2 separate regions of the Homo sapiens genome follow, and region 1 is linked to region 2. The links are chromatin loops, found by intact Hi-C in ENCODE. Cell type or tissue: pancreas. All regions are shown on one strand. Links, peaks and the distances in the headings refer to the core of each region. The heading gives the core; the rest is flanking DNA. Region 1 overlaps LOC105374690 (a long non-coding RNA gene). Region 2 has its middle 24 kb from the start of PNPT1.

What was found. A loop is a pair of places that touch in the nucleus more often than their neighbours do. Peaks named below come from ENCODE experiments on the same cell type or tissue, not always from the same donor. Only the 100,000 strongest peaks of a DNase experiment are listed, where the experiment ranks them.
Region 1: it touches region 2 in a loop (3-fold over the local background); 81 of 110 quality-filtered maps call a loop at or near these places.

The regions. Positions count from the first base shown.
Region 1 is chr2:56,122,307-56,138,667 of GRCh38, reverse strand. All of the region lies in intron 5 of LOC105374690 (a long non-coding RNA gene), which reads right to left. Among named protein-coding and RNA genes, the nearest start is that of LINC01813, 40 kb to the right of the region's middle. In pancreas, for the core only: CTCF peaks have their summits at 6,288 (motif pointing right) and 8,013 (motif pointing left); no DNase peak of the experiment used is centred there.
Region 2 is chr2:55,709,803-55,726,163 of GRCh38, reverse strand. No RefSeq gene overlaps it. Among named protein-coding and RNA genes, the nearest start is that of PNPT1, 24 kb to the right of the region's middle. RefSeq lists an enhancer at 2,089-2,590 and a silencer at 8,931-9,123. In pancreas, for the core only: a CTCF peak has its summit at 7,771 (motif pointing left); no DNase peak of the experiment used is centred there.

The sequences.
Region 1 (16,361 bases), core at 3,073-11,072, 410 kb before region 2:
CAGAATTGGAAAAAACTACCTTAAAGTTCATATGGAACCAAAAAAGAGCCTGCATTGCCAAGTCAATCCTAAGCCAAAAGAACAAAGCTGGAGGCATCAAGCTACCTGACTTCAAACTATACTACAAAGCTACAGTAACCAAAGCAGCATGGTACTGGTACCAAAACAGAGATATAGACCAATGGAACAGAATAGAGCCCTCAGAAATAATGCCACATATCTACAACTATCTGATCTTTGACAAACCTGACAAAAAGAAGAAATGGGGAAAGGATTCCCTATTTAATAAATGGTGCTGGGAAAACTGGCTAGCCATATGTAGAAAGCTGAAACTGGTTCCCTTCCTTACACCTTATACAGAAATTAATTCAAGATGGATTAAATGTCCAACCTAAAACCATAGAAACCCTAGAAAAAAACCTAGGCAATACCATTTCAGGACATAGGCATGGGCAAGGACTTCATGTCTAAAACACCAAAAGCAATGGCAACAAAAGCCAAAATTGACAAATGGGATCTAATTAAGCTAAAGAGCTTCTGCACAGCAAAAGAAACTACCATCAGAGTGAACACGCAACCTACAGAATGGGAGAAAATTTCTGCAATCTACTCATCTGACAAAGGGCTAATATCCAGAATCTACAAAGAACTCAAACAAATTTACAAGAAAAAAACAAACAACCCCATCAAAAAGTGGGTGAAGGATATGAACAGACACTTCTCAAAAGAAGACATTTATGCAGCCAAAAGACACATGAAAAAATGCTTATCATCACTGGCCATCAGAGAAATGCAAATCAAAATCGCAATGAAATACCATCTCACACCAGTTAGAATGGTGATCATTAAAAAGTCAGGAAACAACAGGTGCTGGAGAGGATGTGGAGAAATAAGAACACTTTTACATTGTTGGTGGGACTGTAAACTAGTTCAACCATTGTGGAAGTCAGTGTGGCCATTCCTCAGGGATCTAGAACTAGAAATACCATTTGACCCAGCCATCCCATTACTGGGCATATACCCGAAAGATTATAAATCATGCTGCTATAAAGATACACGCACACGTATGTTTATTGCAGCACTATTCACAATAGCAAAGACTTGGAACCAAGCCAAATGTCCAACAATGATAGACTGGATTAAGAAAATGTGGCACATATACACCATGGAATACTATGCAGCCATAAAAAATGATGAGTTCATGTCCTTTGTAGGGACATGGATGAAGCTGGAAACCATCATTCTCAGCAAACTATCGCAAGGACAAAAAACCAAACACCACATGTTCTCACTCATAGGTGGGAATTGAACAATGAGAACACATGGACACAGGAAGGGGAACATCACACACCAGGGCCTGTTGTAGGGGGGTGGGGGAGGGATAGCATTAGGAGATATACCTAATGTTAAATGACGAATTAATGGGTGCAGCACACCAACATGGCACATGTATACATATGTAACAAACCTGCACGTTGTGCACATGTACCCTAAAACTTATAATAATAAAAGAAAAAGAAATCTCATAGAAAGTAAAACAAAATGACAAAAAGGTGGGAAATAAGACAGCAAAAAATCAAGAAAATTGGAGGATTGATGGTCAAACATCAGGACAGCAAGGGTTCCAGGGAAGGAGGGGGTGGTGTGGAAAATGAGATCAGAGAACATGCAGGGAAACTATTATAAAAGAAATTATGCAAAAAATTTCTCAGAACTTAGAAAGAAGAATGTGTTTCTAAAATAGAAAGGACCTACCAGATGTCCTGCAAAATGCCCATCATTGTGAAATTTCATAACACTCACTGGGCTTCTGGAAAACAGTTCCTTCAAGGTTCTGAGGGAAATTCTGTTGAACACAGAATTCTATACTTAGCAAAATCATTAGTCAAGTGTGAGGGTAGAATATAGACAAGAAACAGGAAGTCATGTAATCCAAGAAGCCAGGGATAAAACACAGAAGTGAACCAAATTCCCAGGATGACGGTGAGGGGAGCCTCTGGGTAACAGCCAGGCTTCAGGGCCAGAGAAGGGTCAGAAATGATTGCAAGCAAGGTAGGAGGATTCCAAAAGGTTCATCTCAAAGGTGGCGGGCGGGGGCATTGGCGTTGGGGAGTGCAAGAGATTACTTGAACTTATAGAGGGGTGTTTTCAGCCTTCAGGAGTTTACAGATGGGCTATTCAAATAAACAGAAACAGTTCATAGCTCTAGGAAAAAACAAAGAACACTATAGGAAAAGGAGAGTAAATTTAAAAGTATGTAATTATAATTGTCGGGTCCTTCCAAGGAAACTGGTAAATCATTTTCTTATTTCTCACCCAAGTTTTAAACAAATTGGCAAATAAATCAGAAAATTTAGATGAAGGACAAAACCTCACCCTTATTTCCCTCTAGTGATAAAGGCTTCACTAGCTTCCACTATGTGAGATTAGAGTGAGAAGATGGCTGTCTGTTAGGAAGTGGACCCTCACCAGAACTCCAAATCTGCCAGTGCCTTGATCTTGGACTTCCCAACCTCTAGACCTGTGAGAAATAAATTTCTGTTGTCTATTAAAAAGAAAAAGGCCTATTTGGCTAATGTAGTTTAGGTATGAGAACCAAATGAGCCTTGAATCTCAGAATTAGGCAGATTCCCACTGCTCCCCAAACTCCCTGCCCAAGCCAAGACAAGGCTGGACTTTCCCTGCCTAGATGGAGCAGCAAGGAACACTCTCCCCTTGCTATTAAATAGCTTCCAGAGAGCAGAAGGAAAAAGGGGTGATCCAAATTCACTAACCAGATTAAGCCACTCTTCCTTCCCTAAAGAGAAGCAAATGAATTAATGAGTAAAGGCGCAGAGAGATCACAGAAATGTTTAGCAGAAATCCCACCTCATGGAAGAAAATATCATGAGTTCCCTCCTGACATTAATGATGCAAATATGAAGCGTGATCTCACTAGAAATTATAATATAGTAATGTAAGATAGGGCAGAGAATGCAGGCATGTACGATAGGGGTGGCATAAGTGTTAAATCCTCATCCTCAGAGCAGAAATTCAATAGATAGTTAAAATGGAAAATCCAGAAATGACAGTAACATATATTATTTGGCAATATGTAGCGAAGGAAATAGCTAAAAACAGCTATCTATAAGACTTGAGAATGGCAGCCTTTGGGGAAAAGGAGTCTGAGGTGGGAAGATGCGAAGCAGGGACCTCCTGCCCATTTCATATTAAAACCTATTTGTAGTGCTGTTGTGTTGTTGGACTTTGAAAACTTTGGATTAGATTGGATCATATAAAATTGCCAATATTTGCTTATTTGTGGCCTAAAAAATGGCAATTTCATATGGTTCATATAGTTCAGCCTAAAATTTTTACAAAGTGACTTTAAAAAAATGTTTTTAATGAAAGGAAAAGGAGCCCAGCCCTTGGGATACCTTCTCTGCTTCCTTTCTCTTTAGTCTAGTTTGTGTGCCTCCCTGAGGCACATTATCTCTACTAACGAACCCATACCTATCTGATGTTTCCATAGCATTGCAATCATTAGTGATCGTGTCTTCCCTCCACTAGTTGAGATTATGTTGAGGGGAGGCCCTGTTTATTATGCCAGGGTGCCCACCACAGCAGCAGGCACATAGTAGGCCGTCAGGATTTTCTGAATGAGTAAATGATGGCACAGTTACGAACCCTCACTGGGTGCTTGGATTGGTTGCTTCCTTTCCCAGGTGTTTATTATACAATAACCTTTTAAGACTTAGGGCTATTACCCTATTATCTTAGGATTTCACCCAGCATCTACACCAAGCTCACTAACTTGCAATGTGCAGAATATGCCTTATTCTGTCTCGCTCTCGCTCTCTCTTTTAGGAAAAGTTTCAAAAGAGAAACACATTTTCCCATTCCTGGATTTGCAGCCCCTTGCCATGGCTCACAGTGCAAGTTCTCTCATAGGCTGGGGTGTTCTGTATCTGCACCAGGAGGACTGACCTCCCAAAGGAACTCTGGAGGCCCAGTAATTGAGCAGCTCTGCTCTCAAGCTCCAGATCAGATGGCCTGAGGATAAATTGTGTGCCGCCTTCCTTTCCCCTTATTACAGGGAACGTAAACAAATACTTTCATCTCTCTCTCTCTGAGGTTCCTAATACCTAAATAAGATAGTGCCTAAAACCATAGTTACTGTATAGATTAAATGAGATAATATATGTAAAATATTGAATGTAGGAAGCATTCTAATGTGTAGCTGTTACTAGCTGACATGGCTTTTTTTCAGTCTGAACTTCCATTCCCTTTTATTAACATTTGTTCTATGCTTTCAATTCGAAAATCATTCTTTGTTGCAAAAAATGAAGATGAACAGAAGTAAAGGAGCGCATTTATATTATTGGTCAGCATGCAAGAATCTCTCCAAAGAAGCAGGCCCGTTCCCTACCCCCTCTTGTGGGGATTACTCTAAAAATAATTTTCTGAGTTTTGTTGCCCCGAGCATTTCTTACAAGCTCATGGAAATGAGAGGCTATATAATACTGTTCTCATAAGCCTTCCTCTTATCACTGGCCAAGCACTCCTTCCTGTTTCTTTTCTAAGTATTCGCTGGAAATCAGAGTTCAACAGAGAAAAACATGTGTAGCCGCCCTGGCTTCCCTAAGCACCCATTTAATTACTGCTTGTGTTAGGCCGTTCTTGCTTTGCTATAAAGGAACACAGGAGACTGGGTAATTTATAAAGAAAAGAGGTTTCATTGGCTCACAATTCTGCAGACTGTACAGGAAGCATGGCAGATGCTTGGCTTCTGAGGAGGCCTCAGGGACCTTACACTTATGGTAGAAGGCAAAGGAGGAGCCGACATATCACATGGTGAGAGCAGGGGCAAGAGAGAGAGAGTGGAAGGTGCCACACACTTTTTATTTATTTTATTATTTATTTATTGAGACAGTATCCCTCTGTCACCCAGGCTCACACTTTTAAACAACTGGATCTCATACGAACTCACTCATCACCAAGGGGATGGCACTAAGCAATTCATGAGGGATACACCCCCATGATTCAAACTCCTCCCACCAGGTCCCACCTCCAACACTGGGATTACATTTCAACCTGAGGTTTGGCAGGGACACAGATCCAAACCGTATCACTCCTTATTGGGTGTATTTGCAGTTGTGGAGTCAGAGCACTGTGGTTTTGAGAGCTCCCCATCCTTCACGCACACTCTTCCCTCTAAGTGCCCACTTTGCTCTGAATGCTAGAACCCAGGTCTATGCCTCACCAGTCCCATCTTTCTTCCCTGATATTACTGCCTTGGGAAGCCATGATCAATTCTCATAATGTTCTTCCCACTCATCACCCTCTCTTGGTTAGAATTAGATCTAAGCCAGGCCTGGTGGCTCACGCCTGTAATCCCAGCACTTTTGGAGGCCGAGGCAGGCGGATCACGAGGTCAGGAGATCGAGATCACCCTGGCTAACAAGGTGAAACCCCGTCTCTACTAAAAAATACAAAAAATTAGCTAGGTGTGGTGACATGCACCTATAGTCCCAGCTACTTGGGAGGCTGAGGCTGGAGAATCGCTTGAATCTGGGAGGCGGAGGTTGCAGTGAGCCGAGATCGCGCCACTGCACTCCAGCCTGGGCAACAGTGGGAGACTCCATCTCAAAAAAAAAAAAAAGAATTAGATCTAAAGCAGCAGTTCTGCTGGTTACTTTCTAAATAAGCAGGTAAACAGCAAATAATCAGAGAAAATCCTATTGTCCTGAAGGCGTCTGTGGGAACTTACAGTACAAATGAATAAACATCACTTCCCATGCAAAGGAGCAACGCTAATTATGAGGCTTTCTAACAATCTGTCAAGTCAGCCAGAGAGGTGTTCTGTTTGGCCCTGGATAACTTCTTGGTGACCTTTATATCATTATGTTTTGCCAAATGGCTACTTCATCTAAGTGAGGACCATCTTGGTGAGGAGAGGATATAAATGTCCGCATTACCTAACTGGAGAGAGTTGATGAATCCCTTCTCCTCTCTGAGCCCGTTTCTCATCTGTAACATGAGGGTGTTGAACTGGTTGGTCTCAAAGATCTCAGCCATTTGAAAGTTTTCGGATTTTAAGTATAAACAGAGGGTTTCTTTTGATATCTAGTGTCTGTGCTAGTGTTAAAACAAAGTAGTATATCAAAGAAGCATATTTGAGTTCAAATAAAATTTTTCTAGTCTTATGCAAAATGTAAACTTCCCATCTTTTTTCATGTTTTCTTTTACATCATCTTCATCACATTCTTTTTTGCAGTGGGAACGCCTATCAATTCTGTTTTTTAATCTATGTTCTATTTCCCCAGTAGATGGCACCCCATTACAACTTTCAATTACTTTCTGACTACAAATTCAGTGCAACCAGCCCAGAAAATCAATGCAGACTGAAGAGAATGTGGGAGTATTTGTTCATCAAAAACAGATAAATAAGCAAAAATTTACACTGGGCACCTAACATATGCATCTATTTTTTTAAAATTTAAACCTCTAATTTAAAATTTAAATTAAAATTTAGAAAAATCTAAATTAAATTTAAACATTTTTCTAGTTTAAATTTTAGAAAAATTGATGCATATTTTTGATGCATGCCTAATATAAAGTTTAGAAAATTTAAATTTAAATTAGGTTCTAAAATAAGGTATAAGAAAGTAATTAGAATGTTTTTATACAAACATGTCAGACTACCATGTGTTAGCCTGAGTGCTACCCCTCAAAATGACAAATGTTTGAGATTATGGATGATCAAGTTGATTCATTTACATTGCTATTTTTAAAAACATTTAGAAAACCATTTTCTGGAAAAAACTCCCAGGATCAATTTCTGGCTTATATGACAAAACCTGTCTCGATGCCTCCTTTCTGACAATTCCTCCTCTGTAGCATCCAATTCCTTGATAATCCTTACATTCAAGAAAATTTTTCCCTTCTTGGAAAGGCTATTTTCAAACATTCTATACTTAATGAAGTTTGGCCATCTACTTTTAAGTATTTTGGACAGAATACAACTCAGTGACTTATAACCATAGTTTCAGCCCACGTGTTCTGTCTCTGCTGGCTTCCTTTGCCACGATGAGTAGAACATGCCCCGTGTTACAGGTAAATTAATTCTGGTACACTGGTAAGCAAAGAAACCAGTAACTGAGATGGGAAAGGACCCTAGCATTGGGAATTATGAGCCCTAACAAATTTTAATTTACCTTCTGAGAAAAGTAAGAAGGTGAGCAAATATCTTGCCAGTCTCTCATGAAGAACTAGCCCCTGCTTCAAGCCTGGCAGTGAGTTAGGAACTCCAGTCCTACTTATACAGGGTCCAGGATTGGGCTTGCTGCCCTTAGCCCAGGTGCAGCATTCCTGGGAAAGAAGTACCCACCTGAGATCCTTGGAGCAAGAAAGAATCACCCTCCAATCTCTACGTGAATGCATTCTTATTCCCCTACTGGAAGGAAAGCCCTGCCCTGAACTGTTTCTCAGGTGAATCCACCCTTGTTCTTTAAATATTACCGGCACACCCTCCATCTACAGTGCACTGAGGGAATGAACAAACATGCAGCACCCAGCCCAAACAGTAGTCCCCATCTCAAATCTAATTAACCTGTCCATGACTGCTCTCATCTCCTCACATGTTGAGTTCCATGACCTTTATACCCCCACTCTTGAAATCTACCTCAAGCCCTGCTTACTATGGTGACCTTCCTTCCCCACTGACGCTAGATTCCATACGCTTCTGAGTTTGGGTACCCTGGCTTCTCCAGATAAGAGACGGGCCTCCGCAGCCCCTATCCCCACCTTTCCTAGCTCTCTGATCTCTGCTGGGAGAAAGGATTAACACTTGGTTCTGATCCCCTCATTTCTCACAGCTGACATCTTGAATGGTAGAGAACTTCAATGAGTTTGGCATTATACTCTAAAGCCACTATTAACCCTGAAGATCAGTTGCATGATCTTCTAGACTTCCAGGTACATGAGCAATTTAATTTCCTAGTTGCTTAATCCAGTTTGAATTGGGTCTTCAACTCCCTCTGGTGGTAGAATCCTCACCCACAGGCCACCACACAAAGCTAGAGCTCTGAAGTTTGGCTAGTTTACAGGCACAGCTTAGTGGCTTCCCAAGCACGTAAGAATATATAAGAATGCATGTTTTAATTGTGGGGGACCTATGCCATCTGACTCCCAGGTTGGGTTTCCCTGGGGAAGTCCTCACTTACTCTGAAAGACTTTAATCTTAACCTCTAATATGTTTTCTCCACAGACTGAAAATCCTCTATCATGAGAATTTGCCGAATACAATGACAATGACAATTCAGTCAATAGCCTATATTTCTATAGTACTATTTAAGTTTTTCTTTTTCCTAATACTTATTGAATATTTACTATGTGCTTGTCCCTATTCTAAGCACCTTTCTTATATTACCTTAATACTTAAAACAACTCTATGAGGTTGATAATTATTATCCCCATTCTTTAGAAGAAAAGATTGTCATATGGCATCTCATATGCTCCAAGCCAGAGAGAACAACAGATATTCATCTCTCAGATTCATCTACACAAGTTTGTGAATCAAATGAGCCTGTTGGGCCCATAGAGAGGAATCAGGGTGACTTCAGCGGCCCAGACATGTTTGTTATTTTTTTCAGGAGATAAAGCACCCAAGAGGATTGTTAGACCTGTCAGAAAAATATAACCCAGAATCACACAGAAATCTCAAATCTGAACTTTTAGGAGTTTAATTGGTAACACATGGTTAAGAGCCAGCTTCCAAACACACTTAAGATTACAGAAGAGAAAGGATCTAGAGATGTACGTGACATCTGAGATAGGCCAACTGCGATCTTGCAGTAGGGTGACCCACTGTCCCAGTTTGCCTATGATTGAGGGGTTTCCCAGGCCATAGGACTTTCAGTGCTAATGATAGGAAGGTATTCAGCCTTAGCCTTGACCCCACACCTAATCCACTCCCCAGTTATTTATCTGGGCAACATTGGCCTCTCCTATAAGGAGTCAGGCCTGAGATTTAGGAGATCTAGAACTTGGTACTAACTGTTCAGCCCCATGAGCCTCAGTTTTTGCAGATTAAAATAGGAGTAATCCCTGCCCTTAACCACCTCCTAGATATTTGGACTCCTCAAAACATTTTCATAAACCCATGAGGAAGACTGCTGTGATCCTAAGAACCTCTTTCTATACAACATTGCCCTTGACTGTGTTTAAAAATAGGCCCCATGGTTTCAAATTTTAAATTTTAAATATTTAATTTAAAATGTTTTAAATTTAATTTTAAAATTTAAAATTTAAAAACAAGGCCGGGCATGGTGGCTCACACCTGCAATCCCTGCATTTTGGGAGGCTGAGGTGGGTGGATCACCTGAGGTCAGCAGTTCGAAACCAGCCTGGCCAAAATGATGAAACCCCGTATCTACTGAAAATACAAAAAGGTAGCCGGGCGTGGTGGCAGGCACCTGTAATCCCAGCTACTCAGGAGGCTGAGCCAGGATAATCGCTTGAACCCAAGAGGCAGAGGTTGCAGTGAGCCGAGATCACGCCACTGCACTCCAGCCTGGGCAACAAGAACGAAACTCTGTCTTAAAAGAAAAAAAAAAAAAAGCCAGGCATGGTAGCTCACGCCTGTAATCCCAGCACTTTGGGAGGCCAAGGTGGGCAGATCATCTGAGGTCAGAAATTTGAGACCAGCCTAAACAACATGGTGAAACTCTGTCTCTACTAAAAATTCAAAAATTAGCTGGGCGTGGTGGTGCACACCTGTGATCCCAGCTACTTGGGAGGCTGACGCACGAAAATTGCTTGAACCCGAGAGATGGAGGTTGCAGGGAGCTGAAATTGCACCACTGCCCTCCGGCCCAGGTAACTGAATGAGATTCCATCTCAAAAAAAAAAAAAAAAAAAAGACAAAAAGCAGACAATGCTAACACAGACAAGCAAAGCAATTAGAAAGATTTAGATAAATAGTTTGAGCTATTTAAAAAAAAAAAGAAGAAGAAGAAGTACTTTTTAAAACTGCTTCCCAGACTTCAGTTGTATTCACAACTCTAGTCTAGACCCAACCAGTGCTACAGCATTAAGAAACCACACACACACACACACAAAAAAAAACCCATCATTTGGTATTTTTTTAAATGATGATGATTGGTACTCCAAGAGACACAGGTAGCGGAGACATCACTGTGTAAGAAATTGCGAAAGAAGTCCAGGCAATTCCAGTTTTCTAGTATCAGTAAAAACAATCCTCGTCTCTTGCTCAGCATTTTCCCCAGAAGCATCTGAGTCAGCCCTTTGGTCCTCCAGAGGTCTGGCTTTGTTCTGGTGCTCACATTCTGAGGTTCAGAGATAGGTATCCCAATGGGAAGGGTCTGCATTCAAGCAATGAGACAAGCTTTCTAAATAAACACTCTTTATACCCTCTGATGCCTCTTTCATTTCCTCTGCCTCCCAAATTTTCTCTCTAGGATAAAATGCATTCAATCTTTTTAAATAAAGAACATCTGCTTAACCCTGCCCAAAAGAAACTTCCACTGCCCTATTTATTTTAATAGCCATGTGATCTACCAATGAACACGAACAGCAGAAATTAAACAGAGGAAATCTCTCCCCAGTCATGCTTTATCCATTAAGCATGTGTGAATCTGTGATGATCTCGGCTTTCCTTGTGCACAATGACTAATTGAGTTTGAGACAGTGGCTGTCACAAGCTGAAAAAGGCATGATTTATGCTATGGAAATTTTTAGTTTCTGACATCTTCAGCTTTATAGGGAATAAAAGAAGTCATTACTGTATCAGGATTGTGACAACAGGCAGTTTCTAACAATGGAATTACCCGCCTACAGCTAGCCAGTCTATTAATTGAAAGCATCGAGTTTCTATCTTTGCTTTCACCTGCTGCTCCTGGGCAGATGATCCTGCAGATTTTCCATTTGCATTTATTTCAGCTGCACCATTTATTACATTCCCGTTTATCCTTCCCTGAGATCTTATTGACGCTGCCACTGGGAACCATGGCAATAAGTGATAGCTTCAGTGAAGAACCAGCTGCCAGACCTGGCCCACTGTTCAGATGATGTATGCCCCATCCTGGCCCCTCTCTGAAGCAGCTACTCAGGAACATCCTGGTTACCCACAGAGGAATCACATTTCCAGCCCATAACTTGATTACCATTGCTTTCACTTGAGACTGCAAAATGGCAGTAGGTGAATGAAAATTTCTGGCTGATGTGTGTGAACTGGGTGCGTAATATTGCCCTCTTGAAAAAATAAAACAAACACAGAAGGATAGAAGGACAGAGTTGGGGAGGTAAGACAGACTTAATTGTTTTAATAAACGCAGGGTGCACAAGTCAGAACTGAATCTATGTCAACCTGTAAGCCTTAAAAATAGCAATAACATTTAAATGCTGAATTCTGGTGACTACACATTTGCTTGACTGCTTTATCACAGGGATGATGTAATCAACCAGCAAGGTCTGAGACCCTGGCATGGATCACAATGCAGAGACATCTGCCTTTTTGTGACATTGCTTCCTTGGATCTTTTGCTTCCCCTGGAAATTGTCTCTGATGGATCCAAGAATATCATCACAGTGCTTGCATCTGCAGTTTCCTCTAAGCTCCATTGCTCTCCTACAATCAGTCCTGCCTCAGGTAACATTGACAGAGCACCCTCTTGTCAGCTTACCCTCCTGCTCCTCCAGTCCATCTCATGGTCCTGCCCTTCTCCACTCCCTGCCTGAGTTGTTGCTCACAGTCCAGAACACTGACTCGTGCAAGGTCTTCTGATAACACGCTATTAGAAAGGCCTTCAGTGATATGCATGGAAATGGAGGCAAAATGCCCCCAAGGGTTTAGATCCCCAGGAGTGAGGAATTCAAAGTACAGGTATTCACATCTCAGGGGAACCATGGGCAACACAGCAATTTTGATCTCACCTCCCCTCTCTTTCATGTTCTACCCTGCCTGTCCCTCATTGGGGGTTCAATATCTTCCAACTTTCTACACAATTCTGCAGCCCCTCTCAATATTGTTTGCTTCCCCATGAAGGGGCTCATTCTTTTCTCTTTCCCCAACAACCTGGCTCAGGACATCCACCAGCAAGAATCATGCAGAGAGCAGGCTGTGGCTCTGAGCTATAAGAGATAGAAACTCAACTCAAATGCAAAAGGAATTTGCATAAATGAGAAGTTGAAGAGGCAAACCAACTCCAGGAATAGCTGGATCCAGGGGCTTAACGGTGTCTTCAGAAATCCCTCAATTTCTCAGCTCTGCCTTTCTGGTCTCGGCTTCATTTTAAGGTACACTCTTCCTATGTGATGGCAAAGAGAACCACCAGCAGCTCTAGGTTTACCTAATCCTTACAGCTTGTGGTTCTAGTGAAACAAGCAGATCCATTTTCCCAATAATTCCAATAAAAATCTCAGGGCAGGCTCCGGTTGGCCTAACTTAATCATGTATCCTCTCTGAAACATTTGCTATACCCAGGTGGACTGTGTATTCTAATTAGTTAGCCTTGGGTCATATATCTACCCTAAAACACATGGGATGGGCTCCCTGCTGAAACAGGGGTTGTATGACTAGGAGAAGGAAGATTAAGGGACATGCTGGACAAACATAACTATGGTTATAATAACAGTCCACTACACAGATTAAAATGCCTCTGCCCAGATTAGTAGGTCTGAGAAATTTCCAGCATTAGTAACAAGAAAGTAGGAATCAGGAATTATTCTTATCATGTTTCTTACACGTGGCTATTGAACTCCCTCAAAATATAATGTGTGGAATATTCATATCAGAATTATCCCTGCTAAGGCAACATTCCTTAAAACAATGGTGTTCAAATTTGATTTTAAGCACCAGGACTTTCCTCAAATAAATTGTATGTAAAATTCCAATACATAAAATGGATAAAAGTGAGTGGTTCTATTGACAGCTGAGAGCTGGAGGTTATGAAGAGTAGAGGGGCAGACACAGACATGGGAACTCAGCCCTGTCTCATTTGCTGGCCCCTCGGGTAACATCCCTGGAACCCCTGGGGCTTCTGAAAGTTAAGTTTCCACATATGAATTTTCGGGGGACAAAGACATTTAGTCCATAACATTTATCATGTACTTATATTAGAGATTTAATAAGCAGTATAAAGTCCAAATAGTTCACTATATACTGTGTTTGTTCTCAACTATCCTTTTTAATGTTTACATAAGTTTTTGAATCAAATGAACCTCTACAGAAAAAAAAAGTATCTACAATACAGAAGTGGTCCTAACAAAACTACCTTTAAAAAGACAACCCAATACAAGAATGAGCAAAGGCTGTGAATTGACAATTCACAAAAAAAGAACTCAAAATTGCCATTGCAGTGAAGGTATGCTCAGCCTTACTAGCAGTGAAGGAAATGCCAATGAAAGTAACAGTGGAAAACTGATTGTGCCCATCATAAACATATCCATTATAAAGAATTATTTAAAGGGCTGGGCGTGGTGCTTCATGCCTATAATCCCAGCACTTTGGGAGGCCGAGGTGGGCAGATCACGAGGTCAGGAGATCAAGACCATCCTGGCTAACACAGTGAAACCTCGTCTCTACTAAAAATACAAAAATTTAGCCGGGCATGGTGGTGGGCGCCTGTAGTCCCAGCTACTCGGGAGGCTGAGGCAGGAGAATGGTGTGAACCTGGGAGGCGGAGCTTGCAGTGAGCTCAGATTGCACCACTGCACTCCAGCCTGGGCGACAGAGCGAGACGCTATCTCAAAAAAAAAAAAAAAAAAAAAAAAAAAAAAAGAACTATGTAAAATGTAAACACTTACAGAGTGACAATACTCAGTGCTGACAGGCATATGGAGAAAAAAGCACTATTAATCATTACTTGAACAATGTGAATTAAGACTTTTTAATAAAGAAATTCAGTAATGTCAAAATTTTAAATGTACATATCCTTTGATCTAGCCATCTTATATCTGGGAATAAAGTCACCAGTAGCTAAGGATATATGTACAAAAATGTTTGTTGCTATATTATTTGTAATAGTAAAACAAAGCAAACCAAAAAAATAAATAATGGAACTAATCTGAACACCTATTGGTAGGAAATGGTTGGATAAATTTTGGCATATCCATACTATGGATATTATGTAGCTATATTAAAGAATTAATTAGTTATATGGTAGTTCAGCAGAGGGGTGGAGTCCTAATTAGGGAAAGGAAGTCAGGCTGGTGGGAGCAGGAGAAAGTGAAAAGAAAAAGCAGGTAAGCTGTGAGTCTGCCTTTCTTCATGGTCCAGAACACATAGCCCTCCTGCGCAAATAACACAATCTTCCTGCGCCCAGCTATCACCAGAGCCTTCACTGATAGACAAATGCAAGTTAGCTCACCGCAATCTTGACATTATCAGGACTTCACAAAGCCCTCTTTAGCACATAGCACAAGCACCATTCTATAAAATCCCCAGCAAGCCTTTGTCTCTTTGCAGTTAGCTCCTCTCTTGCTAACTTGCCCGTTGCTTCCTTGCAATGTATTTTCATACTTTCTCTAATAAATTTGCCTTTGTCTACAACGGCTTGGTAAATTCTTCTTACCGCCCTCATGATACCAGCTTAAGATAGTCACTGCTCACCCACAACAGGGCCTTTGGAAAGTACTTATGTCATGAGGATGAGGCTCTCATGAATGAGTTTAGAGACTCCAGAGAACTCCCTGAAACCCCTGTGCCTTGTGAGGACACAGTGAGAAGATGGCTGTCTGCAACCTGGAAGAGGGTCCTCACTACAACCTGATCATGTTGGCACCCTGATCCTGGATTCCCAGCCTCCAGAACTGTGAGAAATAAATTTTTGTTGCTTATAAGCCACCAGTCTCTGGTTACTTAACAGCCTTAACTGACTAAGGCAACTGTGAACTAACAATAATATTTAGACATCTCTGCTTTGTGGTTCAGGAGATAACTACCAACTCCTTGCAGGAAGAGTCCTGATAAATCCTTAGGTAGAAGCACCACTGGGTGGTGGGTAGGGCATTGTTCCAGCACCAATCCCTGGGGAGCTGTGTTCATACCATGTCTCTGACTGACGTACTTTCATCTTACTCTCAGGAATCACAGAAAATGTGTGAGGAAAAAGCTTAGAGAAGATTGGGCACGGTGGCTGACGCCTGTAATCCCAACACTTTGGGAGGCTGAGGTGGGTGGATCACCTAAGGTCAGGAGTTCGAGACCAGCCTGGCCAACATGGTGAAACCCCATCTCTACTAAAAAATGCAAAAACTAGCTGGGCATGGTGGCATGCGCTGGTAATCCCAGCTACTCGGTAGGGTGAGGCATGAGAATCGCTTGAACCCAGGAGGCAGAGGTTGCAGTGAGCCAAGGAAAAAAAGAAAAGCTAAAAGAAAGTTCATGACCCAAGGTCCAGTGATCTGTAAGTTTATTCAGCGGCAACTTGGCCAAGAGCTGGGGCAAGGCACAAGAGAACATTTAACATACTTGTCTGTCACACATAAAATGGACATTCCAGCATGGCATTGATCTATCGATGGAAATGTTAAGATTTTTCAGTCAGCAGAGACATACAACAGACTCTAACTCTGGAAGCTCAGAAACATTACTATACTTTTCCTTTGATAAGGGAACCAACAAGTGTTCAGTACTTACAACTTGCCAGGTCTCGACCTAGATCTTTAACCTTCCTTCTTATTAATTCTCCTCACAGCCTTGTAAGTAGCAATTATCACACCAACTCAGTTGAGAAACTGAGTCTCCGAAGGGTTAAGTAGCCTTTCCCAAAGCCACACACCTGGGTATGTAAGTTGTAAAGTTAAATTCTAACTGAGGTCTGCTTATTCCTAAGCCAATGCTCTTACCTGTGTTCCATTAGAAGCTCCACACACAGGATATAGTATTAATTGAAAAGAAGTAGGACACAAAATTGCATATGCCTAATATGATACTGCCTATTTTAAAACATAAATGCATAATTAAAAAAGAGAATATATGAAAGCATTAATAGATCATCTAGGTTGGTGAGACTATAACAGTTATGATAATAATAGCTAAAATCTAAGTGCTTACTGCATTCAGGCACTAAGGACATTAAGTAAGTTCTCTCATTAAATCCTCAGAACAATCACTTGGGGGTAGCTATGATTATTTTTCTCCATTTTACAGAAGAGGAAATAGTAAATGACTTGTGCAAAGTCACACAGCTTATGAGTTCTGGGTTCAAACTCAATCTCCAAATACCTTGCTCATAACAATACACTCTAGTACTTTTCACAAATAAATGGACATGGACTTATTTTTTAATCAGACAACAAATTAATGATTAAAATAAAATCAAACCCAAAACCAAATTTTCTTCCATGTATGGTTATTCA
Region 2 (16,361 bases), core at 2,825-10,824:
GGTTGTAGTGAGCCGAGATGGTGCCACTGCACTCCAACCTGGGCGACAGACTGAGACTCTGTCTCAAAAATAAATAAATAAATAAATAAATAAATAAATAAATAAATAAATAAAAGTTTACTGCTTGGCCGGGCACAGTGGCTCACGCCTGTAATCCTAGCACTCTGGGAGCCCGAGGTGGGTGGATTACCTGAGGTCAGGAGTTCAAGACCAGTCTGGCCAACATGGTAAAACCCCATCTCTACTAAAAATACAAAAATTAGCTGGACGTGGTGGTGCGTGCCTGTAATCCCAGCTACTCGAGAGGCTGAGACATGAGAATCACTTGAAACCACAAAGCAGAGGTTGCAGTGAGCTAAGATGTCACCATTGCTCTCCAGCCTGGTTGACAGAGTGAAACTCTGTCTCAAAAAAAAAAAGTTTACTGCTTAATCTGCTAAATTTGAGGGTTTTTTGTTATGCAGCAATAGATAACCAATACACCCAGGGAGCCATCTAACAACCAAGAATAACAGGCTGAAGGTAGAGAGGGCAGTGAGGCTCACATAGAAACAGAGCTACAACCCAAATTAACACACTCCTGCACACTCTACCTCTAGTTCTCTTTAGTTATATGAACTAATAAATGCCCTAATACAAGCCAGTTTTAGTTGGGTTTTCCAGGACTTGCAAAGGATGCTGTTACAGAATTTCTTTGAGGGGGACTCAGTGTCCCCAAATGTGACTTCCCAGCTACGCTGGTCTCTGCTCATTTGCTCATGTAGCAGCCCTTTAGCCTTGCACTCTTATTCTCACCCATCCTTCATGGCACCATTAGAGCCTCACCTTTTCCAGTCAGGCAACCAGTGCAAGAGGGTCTCTAGGTAATCTAAAGCCATACATTACCTTTGCTGTCACTTTGATTCATGTGGCACTTGTCATATGCTGCCCTATCTTTAATGAGTGTACGTTTATCTAGAGTGTCACCACCTTGAAAGCAGGGAACTGTGTGTGTGTGTGTGTGTGTGTGTGTGTGTGTGTGTGTGTGAGAGAGAGAGAGAGAGATAGGATCATACTCCATCATCCAGGCTGGAGTGCAGTGGATGATCATGGCTCACTGCAGCCTCGACCTCTTGGGTTCAAGCAATCCTCCCACCTCAGCCTCCTGAGTAGCCAAGACTACAGGTATATACCACCAAGCCCAGCTAATTTTTTGTATATTTTGTACAGACAGGGTTTTACCCTGTTGTGCAGGCTGGTCTCGAATTCCTAGACTCAAGTGATCCAGCTGCCTCAGCCTCCCTAAGTGTTAGGATTACAGGTGTGCGCCACTGTACCTGGCCAGGACCATTTTTTATATACTCTTTCATTCCTATGGTATTTGCCATGGAAGGTACTAATTGAATACTGACTGTTTGATTGAATCTAATGGTCTATCAGTCAGGATGTCTTAGCATCCCGGCAGGTCAGATGCCAACACATCTGCTGGGGCAAAAGGAAAACTCAGAAGAAAAGAGGAGGTTACCTTTTTTTTTTGGCCCATGTTTCCTTAATTTCATCACTTGGATATGCAATAATTTTTAAAATGCTACTTGGTTCCTGATAATATCATCCCATAAGACTTTCTGCATATTTGAAAAGGATGCAAAGCTATACATAAATATTGGTTATTATATTTATATACAGAGAGAGAGGCATATGTAATGTCTATTCTACACAACCTGAATTCAGTAGAGTGCAAGTATAAAGTATCCTTTTTTCCCCCAATTACTACCTTAACCATGCTCCACTGAACCTCCCTTTCTCACCGCTTAACAACATTCTGCGCAGCTCTCTCACAGCTTTGAAATGAAGAAGTCCAATCCTCCCTTCCTGTAGATAGCTCAGGCATTTGTGGCCAGGACCTGAAATGGAAAAGGAGTACAGTCTCCACCTTCATTCCCTCTTGAGTTGTGGGCTTTGGGGGTGGTGGCTTGTAGTAGATGCAGAGATAGAAAGGAACAGTGTCTCATTCAGTGCTGCAGCTGTGGTCTTCTCTTGGCTGGTGATGTCGATTAGTCTCTGTGTGGTGGGTGTCCCAACACTGGCTCTTCCATGGGCTACATTGGGGACTTGCAGGAGTCTCCCCAGGGCAGAGTTTCCTGCTGTGGGAGCACCCTCCACCCAGCTCCTCTACTACACCCTCAGTTGCTTCCCCTGGCATTCCCCCCAACTCCTTTTGAGTAGAGTACTGGCAGGTCAAATCAAGTCCGGCTACTTCCATGGTGGCTTCTTGACCCCTGGAATACCCATACAGCACTGTCATAGCACCAGATGGGTGCAGCCTGCTCCACTGCCTCACTTCTCTCTGCTTCATTATCTCAATTCTCCATTCCCTTACTCTCACAGGCACTGAGGTCAGATCAGCTGGTGTGAGCTAAGAAATAAGATGTCATTCTTCTCATTTAATCCCACTCTCTGTAGATGGTCCTCAGGGCACCCAGTCTTTGGCTTCAAAGCAGGAGCCACTGTACTTTTCACCAAAGACTTGACACTCTCATCACATGCCTGTCTTCCCTGTCTAGTCAAAAGTGTAGATGGATTGGGCATAAGAAGTGGTTGAGTCTCAGACGATGATTAGGGGAATGCCCAGTCAGTTTGCCTGACTCTTACTAAACCTGGAGGAGGTACTTGGCCTGCAATACTCAGAATGTGAGATTCTTGGTGCCTCTTTGTCCTTAGCTTTGGATCCAAGTCACCAATTGCCCACTCCACATTCTGAGACACATCTCAGAGAAAAGGAAGCTAGTGTGGTGAAAAGAACTGGATTCTTGCCTCTGCTCATCAGTGTCAGCTAGCACAGTACTACTATGGGAGTCTTTAATTCTCCATGTCCATAATATCTCATCTGTAAAATGAGAATACTATAATACTATTTACTTAACCAATCAACATCATACATACACAATGTGATACTATCCTAAATACATAAAATCATATTGATTTTATTTAATATTTAGGTTGTGTCTATAGAAGAGCATCCAGGAAAAAAAGTCAGTTATGCCAGTTTCTTAGCACAGATTTATAATGCTAGCTTGTCACATATTATGTAAGAGGTAATAAGAATATTCTGCGGATTAAATGTGATCATGCATGAGGAAGGCTTGGCATCGAGTAAGTGCTCAATTAATATTATCCATCATTATTATGTTTATCTCTGTGACCTTAGGTAAGTCATTTAAGTCCTCTGAGTCTCCACTTCCTCATTTTAAATTGAGGGTAATAATAGAGTTCTCAGGATTCTATGAAATCATGTTATCTGGAAGCAATTGTAAATTTCTTTGTAAATGTTAGATATTATCTATGAAACAAGGACAATGAACTTTTAAAGTATTTTCCTCTTCTAAAATGCTATGTGTTTACTAATTGGTGTTACAAAGAAAGAAAAGAAAAATGTTTCTTTTTCAGTAGAGTGTGTTGGAGTTATTAAAAGATAAAATCAGCAAACACTGCCTCATTTTATCCATGAACTCACAAATTTTCACAGATAGTAAGAGACTGGTCTTTCTTTCTACCATACTTTCAATTCTTATCTGTTCTCCAAGATGTTTTATGTCCTCAATGTATATACATTTCAAGCACCATCATATAACCTAAAACAGAAAGGAAATTATTTAAGATACAATGGAAAACTACAGAATCAATCAAAAAAACTTAGTTATAGGGGTTACTTATTCTAATTCTTGGCATCCAAGACCTTGGTGGAAAACTTTCTTTCATCCAACCTTTAAATATGAATATTAATCATATCACAAAGATATTAGCTCCATTTTGGAAATTCCAAATTTTACCATATTCCTTTCTTGTTGAATAAGGTATAGAGTATATTCAAAAACTAGGGTTTGGGTGGGTTCAGTGGCCCAGGCTTGTAATCCCAACATTTTGGGAGGCCAAGACTGGAGGATCACTTGATCCCAGGAGTTCAAGACAAGCCTGGGTAACATAGCAAGATCCGGTCTTTATTAATAAATAAATAAATATAAATAAGAAAAATTTTAAAGTTGACCATTTATAATTCTATATATGTAATGTGATACCAAGTGCTATTATGGTCTTTGAATGCATTGTGAAATAATTGAGTCAACCCAGCTAACATATACATCACCCCACATATTTAACATTTCTTGGGGTGAGATCATTTGCAATGTACACTGTTAGCAATTTTGAAATGTACAATGTTCTATTATTAACTATATTCATCATGATGCGCAATAGATCTCAAAAATAAACATATTCCTGCAGTGTAAAAAAGAAGAAAAAAGAATAACACACTACTGTTACAGGCAACAAAATGGATGAATAACTTTGAGTAAAAGAAGCCAAGCATAAACGGTTACAACACAGTGTATGGCTTCATTTGTAAAGGCTTAAAACCAGAAAAACGAGTCTCTGACGACAGAAGTCAGAATAAAGGTTTTCTTCCTGGGGTGATATCTGGAAAGGCATAGGGGGAGGGGCTTCTAAATACTGGGCATGTTCTATTTTTTTATCTTACTGTTGATTACATTAGGCCTATTTCATTTGTGAACATCCCTCAAAATGCTGATGATTTAAGCACTCTTTTGTATGTACACTATACATCAGTAAAAAGCTTACTTTATTAAAAAAAGAAAAAATTTAAAACTAAGGTTTGTTCTTAAAATAATCTATGTAATTTACATTCATTGGCTAGTCTGTCAAAAAATATCTTGACTACCTCAGCACAATGAAATTTGAAAGAAACATAAATCTAAGTTTCTATTGTCACAACATATCATAATTATTTATTGCAATCTTTACAAAATGGAAACAAACTCTACAATGTCTGCCCTTAAGAAATAAAGTAGTAGTTAATGTATTTTGGCTAGTAAAGACATTTAGACTCACAATTATTTCTAATTATTAAGCTTTGAAACGGGAGATTGTCTTGGAAACAATCAATTTTAAGTTTCAAAGTTAGTGCCTCAGTGCAAATTTAATTAGCAAGTGGCTCCATTTATCTATAAAGCAAAATATCTTTTGAACAACCTTCTCTACATATTTTTATGGACCTTTGCAGTTGAGAAGGGCTTTGTCATGCACTTTTTTATTTAATGTGTGAGATTCTTTGGGAGAGAAGCAGAGTAACTAAGGAAAATGACGCTCAGTCACTTGCTCGAGATCAGAGGAACTGGTAAAGCAAAAAGCGGGACGCGGTTTTCTTTAGTTCCAGAACAGGAATCCTTCCGCCATAACAGGCTGCTTCAGACATCCATGGAGTTATCTGAAATCCTGAGAGAACACCTCATCTATCCCCGGACATCCACCAGTTAAAATCACGCCCAAAATAAATAAATAATAAAATAAAATCATGTCCAGTGCGGAAAAAATGCTTACAAAATTCTTCATTTACTTATTCACTCATTCAAAAATGATTTGTTGCGGGCACTCTATGTGTCCAGCATTGTGCTGGCACTTGGCATCCGGTTGTGAGTAAATCAGACACAGCTCCTACTCTCCCAGAGCTTGCAGTTCAGCCACGGACAGAGACAACTCACACCATCACATAGGTAAATGTATAATTACAGACCATGAGGAACGCTGTCCAGAGTGAGCACAGCACGCTTTGAAAGCGTCTAGCAGGGAGACCTCACCTTATCTGAAGCATCCGGGTGGGCTGGGATGGGAGGAAAGGGTAGGGAAAGAAGGAGCAACCAAAGCCAGAGAAAGCCGTGCCCGGCCAAGAGAATCGCATCTAAAGAAGCCCTGAGGCAGCAAGGAAAATTGAACGTGAGTTATGATAGCAATTTTATATAAGCAGAGGGGGGAAAGTCTAGCAGGAAATACTCCAAAACATTAATGATGCTTTCTTCTGGAGAAGGACTGGTGATGTTCATTTCCTTGTTTATGCTTTATTGAATATTGCAGATTTTCTGCAATAAAAGTATAAGCTTTGTGATCTGGAGGGGAAAAGAATAAAAAATCTGGCTCAAAAGACCCCTGTGTGAGAAAAGGAGGGAAAATAGAACCCTCTCCCAACCACTCCAGATATCCAGGAGCTGGAGTGTGAAGCTGGAAGTAAACAGTACAAGAACATAATTCACTGTGATTATTTTTTATTTTTTATTTTTTTATTTTATTTTTATTATTTCATTTTATTTATTTATTTATTTATTTATTTATTTATTGCTTAGGCTGGAGCACAGTGGCAACAATCATAGCTCACTGCAGCCTTGAAAACCGGGGCCCAAGCAATGCTCCCATCTTGACCTCCCAATGTCCTGGGATTACAGGCATAAGCCACCAGTCCCAGCCCACTCTGACAATTTAAAAGGGTCCTGAATACTCAAAAGGTACAAAGCTTTGCAAGAAAGGGAACTAATGTGTATCTAGCCCTATCATGTGGCTAGAACTACCCTATAACTACAGCATTTCCTGGAACAGTAATATACAGATAATGGTGCCTTATTTCCACAATTTACCTTCTGATTGTATTCCTTTCTCTCACACTAACTCTGTTAGATGATTATTATCACCCATATTTTACAAATGAGAAAGAAAGTGAAATTTAAAGAGAGGTTAAGTAACTTGCTCACAGTCAGTCCTATTAGGCGGGAGAGCTGGGATTAAAAGAAAATCCCAGGCTAGGGTGCAATGGCACAATCTCGGCTCACTGCAACCTCCACCCCCTACCCCAATAGGTTCAAGCGATTCTCCTGCCTCAGCCTCCCAAGTAGCTGGGATTACAAGCACTTGCCATCATGCCTGGCTAATCTTTTATATTTTTAGTAGAGATGGGGTTTCACCATGTTGGCAAGGTTGGTCTCAAACTCCAGATCTCAGGTGATCCACCCACCTCGGCCTCCCAAAGTGCAAGGATTACAGGCGTGAACCACTGCACCTGGCCATAAATTCTTAACTGACTCTCATGGTGCCGTCTATATGTGAATGGTCTATGGACTGGTGCCCCTGCTGAGACTGGTGAAAGACAAGTTCTCTTTAGAAACTTGAAGCAGGTAGAAAACCACCTTGACCCTGACTGCCATTTGCCTAAGGGTCTGAGACCTAGCCTGGAGGGAGTCTGTTCCTGATTCTTAGAGAGGGCACCAACCGATAAAACCTGAGCTCTGATTGCCCAAAAGCAGTTTGCCCTGTAAAAACCAAGTATCTAGCTTAGTGGGTCTCAAACGGTAGCATTCATCAGAATCACTCAGAGAAATTGTTCAAATACAGACCAATAGGTCCACCCTCAGAAGTTCTAATTCAATAGGTCTGGGGTGGGGCCCAAGAATTTGCATTCTAACAAGTTCCCAGGTGATGCTGACGTTGCTTGGTGGGGGGGCTGCCACTTTGAGAACCATTCGCATAGTCTAATGTAAGGCAGGACTCACAAGAGTGTCAGCGCCTTGCACCACATTCTGAAACTGAGAGTTTATCTCACCCTGGCCAACCCACCCCACCTCCACCTTCTATAAAGTGGTTCTAGAGTAGGTAAATAATGGAGAAGAAACCGTGCCTCTCAAACCTGCGATGAACCAGGACCAGAAATGTTTGCTGGAAAACAAAAACAATTGATTTGGGGGATGGTGGAAGTTTATTTTTTATTTTTTATTTTTGGAGGGAGTTTTGATTGCTGTCATTTGGGTAATTATTTTTAATATGAACCCCAAAGCTTTAAAATGTTGTTGCTACATTAATCCTAAAATGTTAGTTAAGTTCACCCACAAATATAAAACTTAAAATTCCATTTTACAGTTTGAGTTACAAAGGAGGTCGCAAAAACCTGAAGAGGTGAATTAAGCAACACCTGAGCGCCCTCTAGTGGGAAATGAATTCTCCTAGTGTCCAAAGGCTGCCAGTATGCTGAACAATAAATGAGATTTCCATTATTTTCTTTTAACTCTTTGAAGCTGGCGAATGGTTTGTGCATTAAAAACAAATATGAAGAAAAATGGAAGAAAGCTAAATTTTAGATCGTGTAAATATCTGTTACTCTTCGAATTTTCACCCACTAGTTTAAGCATCCATTGATGATTCTTGCTTGCCTCAATCAATTATTTATGATGGCAGAAAGTATCTTTACTTACATTATAGAATCCAAAGCACTTTAACAATCTATTAATTTATTAATATAGAATTCTAGTGAACTCTTGAGATTACCTCAAGTTGTAAATATTATGCTGGTCTCGTTTGAAAACACATAAGACTTTTGTAGAAATCACTGGTCTTGTGGCTGGGCACGGTGGCTCATGCCTGTAATTCCAGCACTTTGGGAGGCCAAAGAGGGTGGATCACCTGAGGTCAGGAGTTCGAGACCAGCCTGGCCAACATAGCGAAACTCTGTCTCTACTAAAATACAAAAAGGTAGCCAGTGTGGTGGCGGGCACCTGTAATCGCAGCTACTCAGGAGACTGAAGCAGGAGAATCACTTGAACTTGGAAGGCGGAGGGTGCAGTGAACCAAGATCGTGCCATTGCACACCAGCCTGGGCAACAAGAGCAAAACTCCATCTCAAAAAAAAAAAAAAAAGAAAAGAAAAGAAAGAAAGAAAAAGAAAGAACTGGCCTTGTTTCCATTTACTTGACATTTCGTAAAGCTAACTTTTGCACTTTGTAAAGTGTCTTGACCCACTACATGGATCTCTCTGGATTCAAATTAGTACAGCACGTACCTAAATGTTCAGAGCCAGATCTAGGGGTTCAGTATAAACCTGTTTTTCTATTAGACGCCTTTATTTCTATAGAGGCAGTACCATCTTCTCAATCCCTTGTAATCCAACCATCTTTAACCTTTGACCTGAGCCACACTCTCAAAGGCAATAATTTCCCGCTCTTCTTAGTCACTGGTCCCTCCTCTCCATTCCTGTTTCTGGCATCCTGGTGTAGTGTCCTGACTCCTCTCTGCCTTTAATTTTTCTACTTCTAATGTATCTTATATAATACCTGAGATTATTTTTCCTAAAGCATAGTCCCATTCAAAGTATTGCCTAATGCGAAGCCCAATGCGAAGCCCAGTGCTCATTAGAGACACAACCCCAGTGCCTTTCAGGACTTGGCTCCGACTTACCGTGGTAGCCACATCCTCCTCATCTGGCTTTAGCTTACTCTATAGTCACACAAACAGGAAGTCTCAGTTGTTCCCAAACAATATCCTGAGGGTGACTGTGCCTTCACTTGGACAATTCCCTCCCATCATATCCCCATATCCAAATCTTACCAATCCTTCAAGGCCTAGACCAATCCTTCTCTATGATTCTATCTTTCCTAATTCTGCAAACCAGAAATTATTTATCCTCTTCTGAGTCTTTTTTTATTTTATTCCTCTGAGTTCTATTTCTGTTTCCTCTGTGTCATTTATTACTTTCAACCTTGTATTACAGAACAAGGTGGTTAACAAGTACCTCAGACTTGGCATGACCAAAAACTGACATCATGGCCGGGTGCGGTGGCTCACGCCTGTAATCCCAGCACTTTGGGAGGCCAAGGCAGGTGGATCACCTGAGGTCAGAAGTTTGAGACCAGCCTGGCCAACATGATGAAATCCTGTCTCTACTAAAAATACAAAAATTAGCCAGGCGTGGTGGCGGGTGCCTGTAATCCCAGCTACTTGGGAGGCTGAGGCAGGAGAACCGCTTGAACCCGGGAGGCGGAGCTGGCAGTGAGCCGAAATCATGCCACTGCACTCCAGCCTGGGCAACAAGAGCAAAACTGTCTAAAAAAAAAAAAAAATGACATCATCTTCTCTCACACTCTAAATCTCTCAGAAACCTGGGAGTCATCCTGGAGTCCCCCCTTCCCCTCAGCCTTTACTGTAATCATAAACCAAATTCTGGATGCCCTGAACATCTCTAACATTCACACCCATTCTGCCCTCTTGCAATGCCCTAGTTCTTGTCATCCTCATCACTCATGGAACTACAGCAACTAGTCTCTTTCTTGTCTTCTGATCTTACCCCCTCAAGTTCACCCTCCACACTACCACAGGAGACATCTTGGAAATTCAGACCTTTACATCTCTCTCCTACTTAAACCCACCTATAGTTCTCCACTGCCTACAGAGTGCAGTCCCGGATCCACAGCACAGAATCACCCATCCTCTAGTTTTGCATCTTACCACTTTCCATCTACAGTTTACAGTACAGTAAGAGCAAACTGATTCCAGTTCCCTAAACACACTCTGCTGTTTTACAGTTCTCCACCTCTGTTCTGCCTGGGCTGATCTTCCCTTCAAGACCCCTCTTCCAGAACTGCCCCCATTGCATTACCCCAGGAGTGCTAGTCACACAGGATACAATGAGTCGGGCCAGGAGTGGCCTCTGGCATCCTCAGCTCCACTTCTGTACCTGGTGATGTCATTCTGGTTGAGTTCAAAATTCATCTTTCTCAGGAAGCTTTCCTGGAATTCTTCAGCAAGCAGAAGTCTGTGCACAGGGCTTCTATCATAGCACCTTGCCATGTTTGTTTGTTTGTTTGTTTTGAGACAGTCTAGCCCTGTCGCCCAGGCTAGAGTGCAATGGCGTGATCTTGGCTCACTACAACCTCTGCCTCCTGGGCTCAAGCGAGTCTCCTGCCTCAGCCTCCAAGTAGCTGGGATTATAGGCACCCACCCCCACGCCCAGCTAATTTTTGTATTTTTAATAGAGATGGGGTTTCACCATGTTGGCCAGGCTGGTCTCAAACTCCTGACCTCAAGTAATCTGCCCACCTCCGCCTCCCAAAGTGCTGGGATTATAGGCATGAGCCACCATGCCGGACCACCATGGTTTCTTTTGAAGCTACCTGGCTGTGTGTTTGTTTCTTTCATTAACAGAGTTAAGGGCAAAGTCCATGACTTACTAATCTTTATAGCTCCATCTCCTAGCCCAGTGTCTCATACATTCAATAAATGTTGGTTAAACTGAAATGCTGTGTTCATGCCATCTCACTTTCAGGACTGATTTTCTAGAGAGGAATTCTGACTTATAGTACATATCTTTACATCATCTATAGTCATCATACACAAAGCTGGCTAAATATCAGAATCTCCTGAAGAGTTTTTTTGTTTTGTTTTATTTTAAATATAGCTTCCTGGGCCAGGCACGGTGGTTCACACCTGAAATCCCAGCACTGTGGGAGGTCGAGGCAGGCAGATCATTTGAGGCCAGGAGTTCGAGACCAAAGTGACTGACATGGTGAAACCCTGTCTCTACTAAAAATACAAAAAAATTAGCCAGGTGTGGTGGCACACACCTGTAGTCCCAGCTACTCAGGAGGCTGAGGCAGGAGAATCGCTTCAACCTGGGAGGCAGAAGTTGCAGTGAGCTGAGATCATGCCGTTGCACTCCAGCCTGAGTGACAGAACAAGACTGTCAAAAAACAAAACAAAACAAAACAAACAAACAAACAAAATATATATAGGAATTGAGTGTATTACAAAGATGCCATTTCATATCATGGGGGAATGGATAGCAACCATTTCTCCAATAGTGCTAATTTTCATAATTTCCCTAGGCCATAATGTGATCAGTACTTTAATAATTTGATCGTGATACAGAACTGATGCTGACTACATGTATAAAAGCATAGGACACAAAGCCACTTTGCTGGAATGAGTGGCTACTCTAAGGTATTTATTCACCTGGGCAATGCGTTTGCTCTTACGTTTACCTTTGATGTTTACGAGGTATGCTGCAAGTAAAATTGCCAGGTCAAGGCCAAAGATTAAAGAAAAGAATAAGTGGAGGGAGTGGAATGTAATGAAAGTGAAGAAGTTTATTTTGTCAGTTTTAATATAATTTATTATTTTTAGCATCTAATAACTAAAGATATTTATATTCAAAATTCCTTTATTATTGAAATCCCTGCAGCAAAAATAACTTTGATACTGCCCCTCTAAAAATTCTCCAACTCCTAATTTCCTTAATCTCCGGAAACAATGGTTTTGATAATATACTTTTCGTAGTGATAAGCATCTTAGGAATGATACTATTGGCTTACAACAGAATAAGTTATATTTAATAAATAGTATTGCCTGACCTTATGGAACTTACAGATGAAGGGAAGAAGAAACCATTAAACAACATCAACATGACCAAACCTGAACTCACCTTTTTTCTCCCAAATCTAGACTTCTTCACATCCGTTTAAGAGAAGCATACCATGGCTTACTTGACTCTGGCCACTACATATTTCTCCAGCCTCATCTCTTGCCACTTTTTCCCTCAAACATTCCTTTCCAGGCCATGCGCCGTGGCTCATGCCTGTAATCCCAGCACTTTGGGAAGATGAGGCAGGTGGATTACCTGAGGTCAGGAGTTTGAGACCAGCCTGGCCAACATGGTGAAACCCCATCTCTACTAAAAATACAAAAATTAGCCAGGCGTGGTGGCAGGTGCCTGTAATCCCAGCTACTCTGGAGGCTGAGGCACAAGAATCACTCAAACCCAGGAGGCTGAGGTGGCAGTGAGATCGCGCCACTGCACTCCAGCCTGGGTGACAGAGCAAGATTCCGTCTCAAAACAACAACCACAAAAATTCCTTTCCAGATAAAATAAAATCACTTCACTTTTCTCACTTCCTGGTTTTTATATATGTGTTGCCTCTGCTTTAATCACTCTTTTCTACCCCTTTATCACTTGCCTACTTAGCAAGCAGCTCTTCACCTACTCTAGGAAGCTTGACCTGACACCCTCCTCACTAGTTTGTGTTGGCCTCTTATCTCTCTGCTCCCTATGGCACCCTGCACTATGCCCATCATAGCTGCTACTACGCTGAATTGTATTTATCTGTTTACTTCTCTCCTTCACCACCAGACTATAAACTCGCTGATGGTAAGAATTGTGCCTATTATGTTTACTCCTATACCTCTAGGCTTAACACAATCCCTGGGACATGGCAGGCTTCAATAGTTCATTGGTTAAATGGATGGATGGATGAATGAATGAATGAATGAATGAACAGTGTGATAATTGTTACAGAAAAAAATTATCAAAAAGTGTCAAGATCACCTTCAGGTTTGATGATTCACTGAAAGGACTCACAGGATTCAGAAAAGCTATTACACTCACAATTATGGTTTACTACAGCAAAAGAATGCAGACTTAAGTCAGCAAAAAAAAAAAAAAAAAAAAGGTATATAGGGCAGACTCCATGAGAAACCAAGAACAAGCTTCCAGTTGTCATCTCTCAGAGGAATCTCACAGACAGCACTTAATTCCCCCAGTTAAACAATTCGTGATAACAAGCACAAAGTGTTGCCAACCAGGGAACCCCACAAAGCCTTTGTTCAGAGGTTTTTATTGGGGTCAGTCACATAGGTGTGGGATACCTGCATGACCAACTCTACTTACTCTATCTCCAGCCTCCTTCCAGAGGTCAAACTGATACAGTGTGGCCCAGGGCCTCAGTCACACAAAAACAGGCATTTATCATAAATCACATTGTTAGCATAAACTAGCCACGTAAACCAAAGTCTCAGGTACACAAAGACAGTCTTATCAGAAAGGATATTTTAAGGGCTCAGAGGTTACCTCCCAGGAACCATTCAAGGACCCTTCCTGAAGACCTTTGGAATGTGCAGAATTTGAGGAACCCAGGCCTACTGAGTTAACCCTTTACTTATTACAGAAACTCGGTAGACTCGGGTAGGCTAAAGCAGGCCTCCCAACAGAAACATCAGCTGAGCCGCATACAAACGTATAAGCAGCATAAGCAAAATCACTGAGGCACAAGTGAATATGGCTCTTTGGGGGACTGAAAACTCATTCAGCTCAAGTCTCCTCTATTACAGATCCTCAAGTTTTAAGTCCCTATGACCACCCCTCTCCAACCTGCATTTATCTTCTCTCTAGGCTGTCTTTTCAAAATACTGGAAAAATGCTCCTCACATCATTCCATATTCTTCTTAATCTACTTTTTATGGCATGCAGAACTTTATGCCCCTTTTCTCACAAAGCATTTCTTTCAAAATATGGTCTGTATGTATTTTGAAACTCAAAAAGTATTTATTATTTTCTTTCTTCTTTTTAACAATCTCTCCTAGGGGCACTTAAAGTACCCTAGTTACTTCCTAGGTTGGGGACAATGGTAGGATAGCATAAAATATTAGGAGAGAGGAATAAGTTTATATCTCAAAATATAGACTCATTATACTCATATGTCTCCTTGCAAATTTCTCAAGAGAAAACAGAGTCTCGCCAGGCGCGGCGGCTCACACCTATAATCCCAGCACTTCGGAGGCCGAGGCGGGTGGATCACCTGATGTCAGGAGTTTTAGACCAGCCTGATCAACATGGTGAAACCCCTTCTCTACCAAAAATGCAAAAAATTTAGCCAGGTGTGGTGGTGGGCATCTGTAATCCCAGCTACTTGGGAGGCTGAGGCAGGAGAATCGCTTGAACCTGAGAGATAGCGGTTGCAGTGAGCCGAGACCACACCACTGCACTCCAGCCTGGGCAACAGGAACAAAACTCCGCGAAAAAAAAAAAAAAGAAAGAAAGAGAGAAAGAAAGAAAGGAAGAAAGAGAGAGAAAGAAAGAAAACAATGTCTTATATATCACTTGAATTCCCAGTTGCACATTGCTCATGAATTTATATTAGGCCAAGTCTGCATGGCCATGCTCTACAATTAAATAAAATGATAAATGTGAAGAGTGCTGCAATGAACATACATGTGCATGTATCTTTGTAATAGAATGATTTATATTCCTTTGGGTATATACCCAGCAATGGTATTGCTGAGTCAAATGGTATTTCTGGTTCTAGATCTTGAGACACGGAATCAACCCAAATGCCCATCAATAATCGACTAGATAAAGAAAATGTGGTACATATACACCATGGAATACAATGCAGTTACAAAAAGGAACAAGATCATGTCCTTTGCAGGGACATGGATGGAGCTGGAAGCCATTATCTTCAGCAAACTAACCAGGAACAGAAAACCAAACACTGCATGTTCTCACTTATAAGTGAGAGCTGAACAATGAGAACACATGGACAAAGGAGGCAAACAACACACACTGGGGCCTGTCAGGGTGTGGGGTGGGGGAAGGGAGAGCATTAGGAAAAATAGCTAATGCATGCTGGGCTTAATAACTAGGTGATGGATTGATAGGCACAGCAAGCCACCATGGCACACGTTCACCTGTGTAACAAACCTGCACATCCTGCACATGTACCCCAGAACTTAAAATTAAAGTTAAAATTAATTTTTAAATGATAAATGTGAAAACAACATACTGCCTACATTCAACATATTCAATAAATCATTATTGAAACCAAACCCCAAAATTTTAAGCATCATTTCCAAATTTACCTCTTCATCAAAAGGGATAACAATTTCAGTGTGTATAGACCTCAAGTCTTTTTTTTTTTTTTTTTTTGAGACGGAGTCTCGCGCTGTCACCCAGGCTGGAGTGCAGTGGTGTGATCTCGCCTCACGGCAACATCTGCCTCCCGGGTTCAAGCAATTCTCCTGTCTCAGCCTCCCCAGTAGCTGGGATTACAGGCGCCGGCCACCACGCCTGGCTAATTTTTGTATTTTTAGTAGAGACAGGGTTTCACCTTGTTGGTTAGGCTGGTCTAAAACTCCTGACCTCAGGCGATCCACCCTCCTCGGCCTCCCAAAGTGCTGGGATTACAGGCATGAGCCACCACACCCAGCTAGAGCTCAAGTCTTGAGTGAAGTATACTTTCTTAACATTCAGAGTATTTAAAAAATTTAATTAGGAGGTCATTAGGCTGAAACAACTCCGGCACCTTGGGTCCCCTACTAGTAAACCAAAACCTAACTCATTGTCAACAGTAAAATGAAACTTAAGCTTAATCAATCAGAAACCACCAACTAACCTCTAACTAGGAACTTTCCACTTTAACCAATCAAATATTTTCTTTGTCTTTCTTCCACAAACACCTTATAAAAGTTTTCCCATCAAACCTCCTTGATGGAGTCCTGGACTGCTTAAGGTCTGGTGCTGCCCAATTCATGAATCTCTGCCTGCACAAATAAATTCTTCCAAATTTTAATGTGCCTAAGTTTATCTTTCAACAAAAGCAACCAAATTTTACAAAAGTTAAAAACTAAAACTAAAATTTTCCACAAGAAAATATTGGGGCAGGGGAGGTAAATTAAACTGGGCTATGTAGCTAGAGCCAAAACCAAATTAAACAAGGCCTAATGAGAACCAGGCAGAAGCCTAAGAGAAATCTCGTACACCCTTTTCACCCTGGCATTTCTTTGCTTAGAGTCCATCAGAGTCTGTATTGAAAGGGATGAAATGTGAACACATTTACTAAAGAAATTGCTGTGCTTTCTCACGTAATGATATAGGCTCCATGCATGGTTAGTGATATTGAGAATGATGCGTATGAGAACCAGGAAAAAAAGAGATAAGGATTGCTAAAAGA